2 separate regions of the Homo sapiens genome follow, and region 2 is linked to region 1. Evidence: read pairs that join two places in POLR2A ChIA-PET (ENCODE). Cell type or tissue: PC-9. All regions are shown on one strand.

Region 1 (8,000 bases):
TAATATAACCACAGTATAATTATCAAAACCAGGAAATTAACATTGATACAGAATTATGATCTAATGTTTAGACCTTATTCGCATGTTGCCAATTATCCCAATACTGTCCTTTACCAAAAAAAAAAAAAAAAAATCCCTCTGGTTCACGCCAAATCCAGGATCACATGTTGCATTAAATTGTCATAGCTCTTTAGTCTCCTTTAATCTATAACAGTTCCTCAGGCTGTCATTCATTGTCTGTTATAACCTTGACATATTTAAAGAGAATAAGCCAGTTATTTTGTACAGTGTCCCTCTGGACATTTAGATTTGTCTGATGTTTACCTATGATTAGACACAGGTCATGCATTTTTGGCAGGAATCCACAAAAGAGGTATGTTCTTCTCAATACAATAAATAGACACATGTCAGTTTGTCCCATTATTGATGATGTAAACTTTATTACCTAAGATGGTGTCTGCCAGGTTTTTTATTGTAGTTTCTACTTTTATCTTTGTAGTTGTTAAGCATTTTGTGAAGAGACACTTTGAGACTATATAGATATCCCAATCATCAAACTTTCACCCCATAGTTTTAGCATCCATTGATGATTCTTGGCTGAATCAATTGTTTGACAAATGGTGATTTTCTACCTATGTAATTCCTTCTACATTTATTAGTTGGCATTCAACTTTAGGGAAGCACTTTTTCTTTCTTCCTTGTTAGTGGGGACTCACTGATTCCTATTTTCTTCAGTGGGTTATGATCCCTTATTATCACTTTATTTTGATGCTCAAATTGTCTCAAATTTGGTCACTGGGAGCCCCTTGAAGTTGACTCCTGTATCATTTTAACATGCCCCCATTACTTTTTGAGCCGTTCCTTACTTTCTACAACAAGGTGCTCCCAGTTCATCTTTTTTTTTTTTTTAATAATTGCCACAAGGGTATTTAAAATGAGATCTACCTTCTCAACAAAATGTAGTATTAACTATAGACATGATATTGTTCAGCAGATCTCAAGAATTTCTTCATCTCACATAAATGTAACTTTATACTCGCTGAATAGCAACGCCATCTCTCTCTTCTAACAGCCCCTAGGAACCACCATTCTATTCTGTTTCTATGAGTTTTAACTATTTTAGATACTTTATATAAGTAAAATCATGCAGTATTTGTCCTTCGGTGACTAGCTTATTTCACTTAGCATAATCTCTTCAAGGTTCATCTCTATTATTGCATATGACAGCTATTTCCTTCTTTTTAAAGGTTGAATAATAGTCCATTGTATGTATATACCATATTTTATCTATTCATCTGTAGATAGACATTTACGTTGTTCCTACATCTTGGCTATTGTGAATAGTGCTGCAATGAACACAAGAGTGCAAATATCTCTTCTATATCCTGATGTCAATTCTTTTGGATAAATGCCCAGAAGTAGAATTGCTGGGTGATATAGTTCTATTTTTAATTTGGTGAGGAATCTCCATATTGTTTTCCATAGTGGCTATACCATTTTACATTCCCACTGACAGTGTACAAGGGTTCCAATTCTTCCAAATCCTTGCCAATACTTGTTTTTGTTTTTGCAATAAGTCATCCTAACAGGTGTTAGGTGATAGCTCATTGTGGTTTTAATTTGCATTTCCTTGATGATTAGTGATGTTGAGCATCTTTTTATATACCTGTTGGTCCTCTGTACGTCTTCTTTGGAAAAATGTCTATTCAAATCCTTTTTTCATTTTTTAACCAGATCATGTGTTGTTCTGCTTTTGAATTACAGAAATTCCTTATATGTATTTTGGATATTAATTATTTATCAGATACATGGCTTGGATTTCTCCCATTCTGTAGATTGCCTTTTCACTCCATTAATCATTTCCTGTGCTGTGCAGAAGCTTTTTAGTTTGATGTATCCATGCTCTTGTTATATTACCCCTGCTCAGCCCTGGAGTTGGTCATTTCTCCAAGACACCATGACTCCTGAGTGGACAGTGGTACTTGGAAACCAAGATCTAGGTAATAGATGTGTTCTTTGCTATTGGGGCTTCCAATCTTTTTTCATATGCATTTTTTACTTAGTCATATTAACTAGATATTTGCAATTTTGAATCTTGTGTTTTCTACTTTTAAATCTTTTTCATATTAATACTCAAAAATGTTTAATGGTTGTATAATATTTCTTTCAGTGGAAATAATATAATATGGTCTTGGTTTGTTTCATATTTTTCATAATTAAAAAAACCTGGAATAAACCTTTCTACCTCTTGAAAATAGCCTTCTCATATTTAGGATTAAAAGGAAAATTATTTGGTGAAAGGTTATTGGCAATTTAATAACTCTTGATACAAACTGCAAAGCTGCCCTCCAAAAGGAGTGTCCTGATCACAATACAGGAGAATCAGTTTGCTTTATTTTACACTTACTTCTATGGGGTTATTATCATTAAACTTTTAATTTTGCTATTTGAGAATCATATAAGCATTTCTTGGTAGTCATATCTCCTACCAAGAAGTACAAGATAATACTGCCCTTGTAGAATGACTTAGAGTGTACTAAGGTCTTTCATTTCCACTTAATCCATACCCTGTTATTATTTCTGTGAGGTAGGAACCTAAATTTCAGGAAAGTGGTTTGTTCAAAGTCATACATCTACTAGGTAAAATGTCTAAAAGAAGAATGGACTCTGGCATCAGCTTTGTGAGTCTGAATCTTGATTCCACAGCTGTGTAACCGTTAGGAAGTTATTTGAACCCTCCAGCCCTCAATTTCCTCATGTGTAAAAGACGGATAATGGTACCTACCTCATAAGGATATTGCGACTATGAAATGGGTTATTCTATGTAATACATAAAAGCACTTAAGAGTAGTATCTGCCACATAAGTCCTATCTAAATGTTAGCTGCTGTTATCATTAAGACGGTGGCAAACTACGTGTTTTCAAAGGAACTAAATTCTGTTGCATGTCTACGCCAATTGTGTGATGGATGTTTTTACCGGGTTCTCTCATTTAACCTTCCCAATTCTTTGAGACAGAATTTTATGCTTGTTTCTGCCTATTTTGCAGCTTAGGAATAGTAAGTTCCGAGAAGTAAAAAGTAGTGGAATCCCAATGTGCAAATACCTGAAGCTAAGAGAGCTTAAGTCACTGGACCCAGCGGCGAAGGCTGGGACTTGAACCCCGGCCTGACCCGAAAGCCGGCGCTCTAGAGGGCTACGACGATTTAAACAGAAACACATCTAGAGACCAAGCGGCTGTGTTACGAAGGTAAGATTAGGTGTTTCCTGCACCTCTGTCCCAGCACTTAAATGTCGCCGCACGGTCTCTTTTTTCGAGCAGAGTTTTACAAGTTTCTGGCCCGAAAACCCCCCTGTCCCTCTCCATCCCCACAGTGGACTCCTCAGGTCCTCAGCCCTCACCCGGCCCAGTTGAGATCCGGACATGACCATCTCTCGCAGCCTCAGAGAAGCCCAGACCGAGGTAAGTGAAGCCTCACAGAAAAAACAACCGCCGTGGGCTCCCGGACCTTCTTGGCCCGCCCCCCGAGCTTCCGCTTCCGGAAAGGATCACGCCGAAGGCCGCACTTCATAGTCTCCGACGCACCTCCAAACCCTTTCTCCTGCTCTAGGCCCAGCGCCTTGGACGTGCACAGTAGATCCCTCCCGGCTTCCCGGCTTCCCGTCTCGTCACCCTCTGGTAGGGGATGGGAGAAGCCAATAGCCGGCAAACGGGGCGGGGGCGAGGCATGGCTGGGGCGGGGCCGGGGCGGAGCCGCCGAGAAAAGGGTTAAGAAGCCGTTCCAGGGCTTGCGGTGGGGGTTCGGGACGAGGACCCGCCAGCGCCAGAGGAAGGGACAGGAGTAGGAGGCGGATAGGTTTCAGAAGGAATTGCGCGCAACTTTTTGGATTTTCGCTCTTTATTTTTAGTTTGGCATCGTGTGCCTTTTGGATGATTTTGTTCTTGATATTCTATAAAAATAAGACCTCCAGGTTGTTATCTTGCGTAGATGTGATGCCAATTTCAGAATTATTCCCTGTGGCCACTGATCTCAGAACGATGCTCGTTAGTTGGGATTTTGGGTTTACTTCCATGCGTACTTGTCTCCTCTTGTGTTGAGGTAATTACTTTTGATGAAGAATGACACAACATTCTTAGTATTGGCATGTGCACTCATTTTAATGAGGATTTTAGTCATTGGTTTTGGGGTTTAGGAATTGGGTTTTGGGTTGATGATTTAAATCAAGTTGAAGAGGGAGAACTCAGTTGATTCCATTTCAACTGTCGCCCAGGCTGGAGTGCTGTGGTGCCATCGCAGCTCAATGCAACCTTCGCCTCCCGGTTTCCAGCGGGATTCTCCTGCCTCAGCCTCCTGAGGAGCTGGGATTACAGATGCGCTCCACCACAGGCGGCTAATTTTTGTATTTTTAGTAGAGACGGGGTTTCACCATGTTGGCCAGTCTGGTCTCGAACTCCTGACCTCAGGTGATCTGCCCACTTTGGCCTCCCAAAGTGCTGGGATTACAGGCGTGAGCCACGATGCCCAGCCTCGTTTCTTTTTAATGGAGAAAAGAGCTACCCTTTAAAAATCTGTTACAATTAATGTCAAAGCCCAGGAACTAAAATATGTCCACCAATATATCACACACTTATCCTGAGTGATTTTAGGAAACTTGAGTATTTCACAGATTTAGTTTTGAATTAGATCAAACTGTGAAAACCTCTCCTTTCCTTCCCCAGCCCTCACATAACTTCATAACTTTCTAACATATTCACCTGAAATTAAGGGGTTTTTTTTTAGTTGTTGGTTTTTAAAAATTCATGTTGACTTTTCTTAATACATGTTTATTTTAGAAAATATAGATAAGCAAAAAAGGAAAAGACCACCCATAACCCCATTGCCCGTGAGTTATCACTCTGAACAGCTTGGTGCATTCCCTTCAAGATTTTTTCCACCTACGTATATATGTATAAATGTATTACAACAATATGAAATAATAGGTATTACTGTAACATGAGTGTTTTCTCTTAATATCTAATCAACATTGTTTCTCATTAATCTACAGTTATAAAATGGCTGCCTGGTGTTCCATGATTCATTTCCCTAGTGTTGGGAATGTTATGCCCCCACCCCACTTTTCATTTTGTTATTTGCTATTATAAATAATGTTGCAGTGAGCTGAGATCTGCAAATGAACTAGAGAGTGGAGAGCAGAGTATTCTAAAGATGTGGAGACAGCATGATGCTGAGAAAGAGAAACCCAGAGAGGCTCTTGCTGCTGAAGTATAGACAGTGGGGATGGAAATGTATGTAGGGCCAGACTATACAGTCCTCATAGGCTACATGATTTGGCTTATTATCCTAAGGCCATTGGGAATATGTAAAAGTTCAAGCAGGGGGCACAGTGAACTGACTGGGGTTTTACAAAGATCCATGGCTGTAGTGTAGAGCAGGAATCTGAAATCTACAGTCCCTGGCTAAATTCAGTCTGCCATTCTTGGATACAGCCTGAGAACAATTTTCACATTTTCAAGTAGTTTTTTTTAAGTGAAAGGAATAATATTTTGTGATGTGAAAAGTTACCTGAAAATCATCTCAGTGTTATAAAGTTTTATTGGAACACAGTCACACTAATGTGTTTACACATTATCTGTGCTACAACTGCCAAAGTTGAGTATTTGTGATAGAGACCACCTAGCCGGCCAAGCCTAAGATATTTACTATCTGTGCCTTTACAGAAGTTTGCTGATCACTAGCATAGAGGATGCTTGAGGGAAAGGCAAGTATGGGTGTGAGCAAGTTCTCTCCTCCTGCATCCATTCTCTGTCCTCCCCTTGGACCGACATCAGTCAGACATGCCCTCCAGCTTCAGGTTCTGTTTAGTCGATAGAAGAGGGAGAGAATGGGATATTCCTGCTATCTCAGCACCATTTGGCTGATGCACTGGCCCTCTGCATCATCAGGGGAGCCCCTGGAGCTCCAGTCTTCTCACACTGTAATAACATGTCCTTCTCTTTGTCTCTTCAGTCTTAGGGATGATAACGGTTTGCTAGTCCCTGGGTGCCTCAACCCCCTTGTTGTTTTCCTTGTCCATTCTGTAAAACTTTTAATTATCTTCAAAACTCTAGATTGTCTTCTGTTCCCTTTGAGGACCAGATTGATAGAAAGTCCAGATGAAATATATTGGTTGCTGGGAGGGGATGAGGGGACCTAAGGGAGGTGGTGGTGAGGGAAAGTGAAGAGGACATATTTGAGAGATGCATAGGAGATAAAATGGAGAGGACTTGGTGATAGAGTTGGAAAGTAAGGCAGGGGGAGGTATTTGTTGACCCTGGTTTCTGGGTTTTGTATCTTGGCAGATGGTGGGAGAGGTCCACATTTAGTAAGGAAGCTTATGAACTCATTTCTCTCCAACATTTTATTATGAAAAAAATGCAAACCAGGAAAGTCATTTTTGGATTTGTTAAATTAGGGAGTACTTTGGCGTCATCCAAGAAAAGATGTCAAGTTAGCTACTGTATAGTTGAGTCTGGAGCGTGGCAAAGATGTGTGGGCTGCAAATACACCTTTCTGAGTTGCCTGTGGCTTCCGAACTTGCTCTCAAATTACTTCCTCAAGAAAGCTTCTCTATCCTGCCCCTGCAAACTAGCTGTGTGCCCCATGCTTCTACGTAGTAGCATCGTTTCTCACAATTATAAACTTGTGTTTAGTTATGTAATGTCTGTCTTCCTAAGTATAATTTAATCTCTCTAAAAGCAGGGACTTCACCTTGTTCAGAGCAGTATCCCCAGTGCCTAGCACAATCCTTGCACTTGTAGGAATTTCTGAATTATTTGTTGAATAAACCAATGAATCAACTATTGTTTGGACTGCTTTGGTGCATTGGGGCTGACAGCTACTTGAATGTCCGAGGCTCGGGATTATCCAGGACTAGCCCTTTGAGCTTGGTCCGGAGGTTTAGTCCTTCTAGTATCATGGATACACAACTCTGCTTGTCTATCCAGTCTTTCATAATTCAGCACATTGAACCAATTACTTTGCCAATTGGCTCACCTCTGAAGTGTGAAAGTCTCTGTTCAGGTTTGACCATGTTCCAGTTTATAGGAAATGACCAAAGTTGAAAGTATATGAAGATCTAAACTAAAAACACCGATTTATGGCCAGGATCTAAGATTCAAAAAGTAAGAGGCTGTGGATAAGAAGTCACATGTTGGGAGCGTGAGCTCAGTTCTGCTTGGAAAGATCTGAGAGACTGTGCTGTTGTCTTTCCTCAAGCCATTTAGTGCTCTCTGGGGCTATTTTGAACCCAAAGGTTCTTGGCCTTTTGAGATAATATACAACTTTGAGAAATTGCTCAAAGCCTTATAATTTTTTCTTCAGAAAAATGCTAATGAGCACATTTTGGAGACATGGTTACATATATAATGTTATCAGAGGCACTCAGGAGCCTCTCCAAGGATTTCAGGTTAAGATTCCTATTCTAACCTAATTCAAAACCAGCCTTCCACATTGGGGTGTCCAGCTCCTTCTGTTGCAGGGCCCTGGTGATCCTGGAAGTAGTTGGTTAACTAGGGATGGTAGGTCCCTGATGGAATAGCATCAAGGAGAGGAAGGGCATGGAGCATAGAGAAAATGGAATTGGGCCATAATCTTTGCATTTCCCACTGAAGCTTATATATCTGCAGTCTTCACTTTAATCAAAATAGCTTAATTTAGGAAAGAAAGAGCCCACTGTTTTTGCTTTATAAAATCCTGATTTTATTGCTTCCTGAAATTTTTTTTAAAGGAGAAATACAAACCATACGTTGCAAGGGCCTTCGTTTGACAGTTTAACTGGGGTCATGCTAGGACTGTATAGATATTGCTGATTATGATAGGAAAGCCAGTGGGATGGGTCTGACAAGGATCTGTTGGCAGCAAGAATCAAGGGACCCCCTTTGGAATGATCCCATCACAAGGAAGAAATGGTTGGGGACAATGTGTCATGTTTGTGAGTCAGTTGTGAATTTTAATACAGCAC
Region 2 (8,000 bases), 1.8 Mb before region 1:
TTTCTAATACTAGACACACATTAACTTTCTTCCAAAAGGACGAGCAAAAGATAAAAACTCAACAGAAATCTGAAAGACTCTGCAGCCCAAAGGAGGGGGGTATCCTGAGGAGGAGGCCTACATAAGACTCATAGAAGAGAGTCTTACATCATAGAAGACAGTGTTACATCATAAAAGACAGTCTTACATCAGAGAAGAGAGTCTTACATCATAGAAGATAGTCTTACATCATAGAAGAAAGTTCCACATCGTGGAAGATAGTTTGACATCATGGAAGACAGTTTGACATCATAGAAGACAGCCTGACATCACAGAAGATAGCCTTACATCACAGAAGACGGTCTGACATCACAGAAGACAGCCTTACATCACAGAAGACAGCCTTACATCACAGAAGACAGTCTTACATCATAGAAGACAGCCTTACATCATAGAAGACAGTCTGATGTCATAGAAGACAGCCTTACATCATATAAGACATCCTTACATCATAGAAGACAGTTTCACATCATAGAAGACAGTTTGGCATCATAATAGAGGATAGTCTTACTTCATAGAAGACAGTTTTTTTTTTTCTCCTGCCTCAGCCTCCTTAGTAGCTGGGATTACAGGAGCATGCCACCATGCCCAGCTAATTTATGTATTTTTAGTAGAGAAAGGGTTGCACCATGTTGGCCAGGCTGGTCTGGAGCTCCTGACCTTAAGCAATTCTCTCGCCTCAGCCTCCTAAGTAGCTGGGAGTATAGACACAAGCCACCACGCCCAGCTAATTTTTGTATTTTTGGTAGAGATGGGGTTTCGCCATGTTGGCCAGCCTGGTCTCGAACTACTGGCCTCAAGTGATCTGCCCACCTCGGCCTCCTGGAGGGCTGGGATTACAGGCATAACCCATCAAACCTGGCCAGAAGACAGCCTTATATCACAGAAGACAGCCGGACTTCATAGAAGATAGTCTAACATCATAGACGATAGTCTTAAGTCAGAAGATAGTCTTACATCATAGAAGACAGTCTTACTTCAAGATATTTAGAAAATTTCCAGTAACTTCCAACACACTTCAAGAAGACTTGGCCAGGCGCAGTGGCTCACGCCTGTAATCCCAGCACTTTGGGAGGCCAAGGCAGGTGGGTCACCTGAGGTCAGGAGGTTGAGACCAGCCTGGCCAACATGGTGAAACCCCGTCTGTACTAAAAATACAAAAATTAGCTGGGCGTGGTGGCAGGCACCTGTAATCCCAGCTACTTAGGAGGCTGAGGCAGGACAATCACTTCAACCCGGGAGGCGGAGGTTGCAGTGAGCCGAGATTGCACCATCACACTCCAGCCTGGGGGACAAGAGCAAGACTTCGTCTCAAAAAAAATGAAGAAGACTTGGCATCTATAAAATAAGACCCACTTATGCAGAGGGGAAGAAACTGACATCTGAAAAGATTCCGTGGGATCTAGAGCTTCTCTAATTATGGGGAAGGAGATTGTGAATAGAGAGCCCTTAGCCCGGTGCCTGGCCCATAGGCTCTCAAAATATGTTACTGTTATCATTCTTAAAATAAGTTATATTCACACACAACCTATTTTTCTAATGTTTTCCCTTATTAGGATTTATGCCAATTGGGGATTTTTAACCTGCAGTTTTAGCAATTCTGCCAAGCCAGGCCCTTCCCTGCCTCTCCCTAGACTCATGCAAGTTACAGAGTGAGACCCGAATGTGGCCTGGGAGCTGCTGAGCCAGCCAAGGGCCAGGGCGGCTGCCATTCTGCCACGTGCCTGGTCGACTCCGATTGCTTTATTTCTCTGGTGGAGCCACTGTGGTTCGCATGTTGGAGCTGGGAAGGGTTCCATCTGGCTCACAGCCAAGGAGGAATGGAGAATTCCTTCAGACTTAGGTAGGCTGACAATCAACATCATTGCTCCCAAGAAAAAATATTTTGAGTCATGACCCCTGGGTGGGATTGGAACCCTTCAGTTTCTGCCCAGATGTGCCTGCTTCATGGGAACCAGATGTGTTAAAAAGCAAAACACGGGCCAGAAAACCTGCCATGTGTGTAAAGAGGCTGTCTGGAGCAGTCTTCCCAAGGGCCCGCATAGCTTTGCATGTTCTCCAGTGGCTTGACTGAGGAAACCCTAACATGCACACGCAGGAGAGGCAGCCTAGAGAAGTGAACTGGTACCTACCGGCAGCTTTTCATCTTCAAAGCACTTCTGCAAGGCAGGGATTTTTTTTTTTTCTTTTGAGACAGAGTCTCGCTCTGTCACTAGGCTGGAGTGCAATGGCGCGATCTCGTCTCATCGCAACCTCCGCCTCCCGGGTTCAAGTGATTCTCCTGCCTCAGCCTCCTGAGCAGCTGGGACTACAGGCGTGTGCCACAACACCCAGCTAATTTTTGTATTTTTAGTAGAGAACGGGGTTTCACCATGTTAGCCAGGATGGTCTCGATTTCTTGACCTCATGATCTGACCTCCTTGGCCTCCCAAAGTGCTAGAATTACAAGCGGGAGCCACTGCGACCTGCCAAGGCAGGGATTATTATTCCTGTTTTCCAACTGAGGCACTTGAGGCTGTGAGTGACTTTCTCAAATAACAAGGCAGGGTTCATCACACAGCAATCCCTTTGCCATTACTCCAGCCTTTCTCGAACCCCTGTCCCTCAGATCTTAGAGATGCATGTGTGGACCACAGCAATGGACTTTTGGCTGTAGTCTTGGTCTGGGCAAGAAAAAAACGTGGATGGGTTGATATAACACAAGTATCTGAAAGCCAGATTGATAGATGTAAATTTCTAGAGAGAAGGACCTAGACATATAGATTTGAACTTAGTGAGTGGCCTCTGGGGGCCGGGATGCTGCATGTTTGTTCGTTTGTTTTTTGAGACAGAGTCTCGCTCTGTCGCCCAGGCTGGAGTGCAGTGGTGCCATCTTGGTTCACTGCAACCTCTGCCTACTGGGTTCAAGCAATTCTCCTTTCTCAGCCTCCCGAATAGCTGAGACTACAAGCACTCATCACCATGCCCGGCTGTTTTGTATTTTAGTAGAGACGGGGTTTCACCATGTTGGTCAGGTTGGTCTCGAACTCCTGACCTCAGGTGATCCCCCTACCTCGGCCTCCCAAAGTGCTGGGATTACAGGTTTAAGTCACTACTCCCAACAGATGCTGCATGTTAAAGGACTCATGCTCCTCTTGCCTTGAGGGCAGAACAAACACAAATGGAGCCGATGCAGTTCAAGGAATTTCCATAAAAGGCAAGGAAGGAACTCCGGGCCTCAAGAGTTTAAAACTGAGATAAACAGCCCATGTTAATATTTGAGTGTCCTGTTTCACAGTTTTGGGAGGAGGCTGGAGATGATATAATTATGGAGTTCAGTCCACAGCATGACATATGTAAAGCACTTAGCTCAATAAGCATTCCTTCCCTTTCGGGGTAGGGGTCGGGGTAGGGGGATCTTAGAGATGCACAGATACTCCCAATATAAACAAAACATAATCAACTGCAACCATGTAGAATCATCAGGACATGAAATGTGAGCTGAACTGTGGTTAGCCTGGAGGCTGCAGATGCTTCTCAGAGAGCTTTGAAGCAGGATGGCTCAAAGACAAACAAGAAGTGAGAAAGAAAGGAGGGAGAGAGGAGGCGGGGTGGCCCTCTAGTGCCTGGGACAGAGAGGTGTGCGGGAGGAGCTTTCAGGCTCCTTTAGGACTCTGATCTTTCAATGATCTGAAGAAAGCTCATACTGAAAGGTAAAGCTCCTCACACAGGGAATTTGGGAGTCAGGCTCTGCAGTTTTCTTCTATTTCTGGGAGCACTTATTTCAGCAGGGCATTTGCACCAAAGGAAGAGGAAGCCTCCTCAGACGCTGGGCCGGCCATACCCTAACTAAGCATGCACTTTGGGCAGGCACAGCACAACCTCAGCTGCAGTCTCAGTGGTACGGGTGGCATGGAAGACTGGGTGACATGGAGGACTGGGCCTCACCGCACTGGGGCCGGCTACCCCCTGGGGTTGCCATCAGAGCAAGTTCACACACCAGCCCACGGGGGAACTCGTGGGATCTGTCAGTGTGAGCGGAAGAAGGATCAGGCTCCTAGACTAGGGTCCCCCAGGAAGTGGGCAGGCTGGCTGGACTTCAGTAGGAGAACTGAGCTAGAAATCCAGGCATTCTGGTGTGGGGGAGGCAAGAGGCTGCGGGGCAGGCTGGAGTCAGGCTGTGCTAACGGGAAAATAGGGAGTCAGGGAAATTGTTTCCCATGCGACTTCCGTAAGGGCAGTGGACCGGGTCTCATTCAACTCAGGATTCTGAAGTGGCTTCACAAAATACGCTTAGTGTTCCTTACGGACGAAGGAAGGAAGAAAGGAAGGACTAACAGTGCCTTTATTTCAGGATTGTCCAATCTATCCCCCTCCCTCCATCTCATCTCCTGCTGCCATGAGGTCACAGTGGGAGTAAATCGTCCACGACAGGCAATGTAGTGTACTGGTTAAGAAAGGTCTTCAAATCAGATCTCTCTCCCTCCAAGCTTGGCATGTGTGCATTTTTAGCTAAATTCTTAACAGCTCCATGCCCAATTCCTAATCTGTCAAATGGCTTAGAATGTTACGTAATGCTGAGATCACACCTGGGGAGACGACAATGTTAGCTCATGTGGGTTGAGTGCTCCGATGCACGCTGGGCTCGTGTTTCACTCATTACCAATGTAATCATCACGGAGCCTCTGGGAGGTGTGTGCTACCATTAGTACCCACTTCACAGATGAGGAAACTGAGACATAGAGTGATTGAGTCACTTGTCACCTAGGCCTGCAGCCAGTCAGGGGCAGATCCAGGATTCAAGTCCAAAGAATCAGATTCCAGGGCCCCAGCCCACAGGATACTGCTTTTTAATCAGCGAGCACACTTACTACTAATCAGGGTGATTGTCACTTTACCCACCTTGGCGTAACCAAGGGCTTCTGATTTGTAGTGTTTTATGATAATAAAAAAATACATAGCTTGGAGGTGGGTGGCAGCATTTGTGCTAAAATATGCTGGATGCAAAGTTGTTCTGGGTCTGAGTTGTGCCCATTCTGAAAGGAGTATTAGATCAAAGAATGCTTACCTGTGCTGTGACTTTGTTTTATTATGGTTATAATTTTGTTTTCTTCTTGGAAAATGCCTCTATTAAAGGTCTGCCTCTTTCTTTCTTTTCTTTCTTTCTTTCCTTCTTTCCTTTCCTTTCTTTCCTTTCTTTCTTTCTTTTTGAGACAGGGTCTTGCTCTGCCACCCAGAGTGGAGTGGAGTGCAGTGGCGTGATCATGACTCACTGTAGCCTCCACCTCCCGGGCTCAAGTGATCCTCCCACCTCAGCCTTCCAAGTAGCTGCACCACCACACCCTGCTAATTTTTAAAATGTTTTTGTAGAGATGGGGTCTCACCATGTTGCCCAGGCTGGTCTCAAACTCCTGGCCTCAAGCAGTCTTCCCCTACTTTGGCCTCCCAAAATGCTGGGATTATAGGCGTGAGCCATCTCACCCGCCCCAAAATATGCCTTTTAAAAATAAGCTAAGATTGGGTTGGGTGTCAGGGATGATGAGTCTAATTCCCATTGTGTTCCCAAATCTCAAATTTTCCTTCCAGCCGTAGATGGGTCCCGGGCCTTTTCACATCCTAGCCCAGGGCTCCTGAAGCTGAGCCCACAGGGGATGATCCACAGCAGCTCCTCCCACCATGGCTGGGCTTTGCTCACACTCATACCCAGCTCCTCCTGGCCACCACATGCCTCAGGGCCTTGTGTCCCTTGGCATTCCACCCCCTCCTGCCCCACCTTTAATGCCCTTTGCACATCCCCCCACCCCTTTTGAGCCCAAGAGAGTTCCCACCTCTCCAGTGGAGCGTTTGGATAACCAGGTTCAGCTGCAAGCACAAGAAGCCTCTCTAGCCAGGCAAAGCAAAGGGATTTAACCTGGGGCATTGAGTGCTTTCAAAACTACTGGGCACTGCGGGAGTGGTCTGTAGGCCTCCGGGAATGCTTCATGACTGTTCCAGCCCACAGTTGTCTCTCCTATCTCTGATGCATTTCATTCATTCATTCATTCAGTGTTCATGGAGCAGAGGCAGTGCCGGCTGCTAGGGACAGGACACCAGGATGAATGAATAAAACATGATCTCTTCTCAAAGAACACAGGGCCTACACGCCCTGATGATGAACTCTGGATAAGAGCCATGAACAGAGTAATGCAGGGCCCCAGGAGGGTGCGCCTACCTCAGTGTTGGGGAAGCGTGGAAGGACTGCGGAGTGCGCAGAGGGCAAGAGCAGGCCTCTGCCCAATCATGGGGTCATAGACAGAGGGGGTGTGGAGGAACCACACGTCTTTCCCTGTGGTTGCAGTACAGGGTAGGGTAGGGGTGCCGGGACAGGTGACCAGAGAGAGGATAAGCTGGTCAGGGTGAGGGGCTTTTGGGGCATGACCTGACCATTACGTGGTGTTGTCTTATTATTTAATTACAGTGGTCAAGAAGGCAGACTTACCAGCCAGCCTGGCTGAGTTAAAATTCTGCTGGGCTCAAAACCTACTAGTTGTGTGACCTCAGGCAAGCTATCCAACCTGCGGACCTCACTTTTCTCATCAGTAAAATGGGGTAATAACAGTACCCACATCATGGGGGTGCTGTGAGGGTTAAATGAGTTGATATGTAATAACACACTTAGACCTGTATCTGGCCAAGGTGTCAGCTGTCAGCCCTGGATGTTATTTAATGCCTAACTCTGTACCAGGCAGCATGCTGGTGATTTTCCATAAATTCTCTCAATCAGTCCTCTCAAAGGCCCTCCCTGGGAGGCAGGCGTTATTGATCTGTTTTATTATACAAAGGAGAAGTCTATTTCTAGTTTCCTCTGAGATTTTAGCTCCTTCACTGGCTCTGTTCTATTTCTGTCTCCCGTGCACTGTCGCTGCAGGAGCCCTGCCAGAGACAGAGAGGAACCAAAGCCCCCTGGAACTCCAAGAGGAAGGACAAGTTAGATCTGGGCTTCCACAGAGCCATCATGCTCTCCTGCCTTAGTTACTGGAAAGGGATCCAACGCACTCTCACAAGCCCACACGCAGCCCGGACGGCAGACGTGCCGGTCAAATTTGTTAAAGTCATAAAATTTGGCAGGACGGAGTTTGGTAGAAGTGGAGGATGAAGTGAGGGATCCAGTCGAATGAGTGGGATGCTCTGGAATAAGCAAGAACCAAGAGCAGGCACTGCCTGGAGCGGCAGGCGATGCTCCCACCCCTCCAGCGAGGACACCCTCAGGGGTGTGGGACTAGTGTCCCCGAGGCTCCCCTCACCCAGGACTGGTGGCATCCCCACCTGCCTAGTGGTAGGAACAAACACTGTATCCCTCTGACCATACATTTCCTCTAACAAAATATTCATTTTCCTAAGAAAATGAACGGAACGTTCCTTCAGCTGGGCATTCCGTTCTTCCTTTAAGGGAGCCTGGCATTGCTTCGACAAGGGCAGGCAGGAAGGAGGCTAGCGTTTTCCCCTCTGCCAGCCGTTCCACGTGCTCTAGGGGACTGTCCGTTTAATTCTCTTGGCAGCCTCCTAGGGAGGCACTGTCATCTCCACTCTGTGGATGAGCAGTCAGGGGGCCAGCAAGTCCAGCCAAGTCCAGAGTCTGGCCAGAACAGGCCGGCCCCTTCAGTGGAGGTGAACCCCTTTCATCTCAGCTCTGGTCTCTGCCTTTCAAGGCAGCAGTGGCTGCTGGTGTATTGCAGGCGTCTTGCCCAGGGGGCTGGCAGTGACCATGAGAATGTGAGTTGTCCCTGGCCCTGAATCCTCCTCCTCATGCAGGAGGCGGGTGAGGCAGAGAGGATGGTCATGAAGGCAGAAGCCTCGATCCTGAGCCGCAGGGCCTCAGTGCACTTGCACACACATTGTCTCATTTTACCTCCAAACCCCGGGGAGGAGGCTGCAGTGTTCCTGTGTCTCAGGTGGAGAAACTGAGGCCCACAGAGGTCTAGGAAGCAGCTTGTGGGAGGGCC

Evidence for each region. Peaks named below come from ENCODE experiments on the same cell type or tissue, not always from the same donor. Only the 100,000 strongest peaks of a DNase experiment are listed, where the experiment ranks them.
Region 2: POLR2A ChIA-PET joins it to region 1 with 10 read pairs; 1 of 35 experiments calls an interaction of 5 or more read pairs at or near these places.

Annotation. Positions count from the first base shown.
Region 1 is chr3:125,986,100-125,994,099 of GRCh38, reverse strand. It overlaps the pseudogene ALG1L1P. Among named protein-coding and RNA genes, the nearest start is that of ROPN1B, 21 kb to the right of the region's middle. In PC-9, no CTCF peak of the experiment used is centred here; a DNase peak (open chromatin) is centred at 3,589; H3K4me3 peaks cover 2,236 bases; H3K27me3 peaks cover 419 bases.
Region 2 is chr3:127,786,931-127,794,930 of GRCh38, reverse strand. All of the region lies in intron 2 of MGLL (monoglyceride lipase), which reads left to right. Among named protein-coding and RNA genes, the nearest start is that of MGLL, 32 kb to the left of the region's middle. RefSeq lists enhancers at 3,328-3,427, 3,353-3,955, 3,956-4,559. In PC-9, a CTCF peak has its summit at 3,635; DNase peaks (open chromatin) are centred at 3,210 and 3,600; H3K27ac peaks cover 1,792 bases.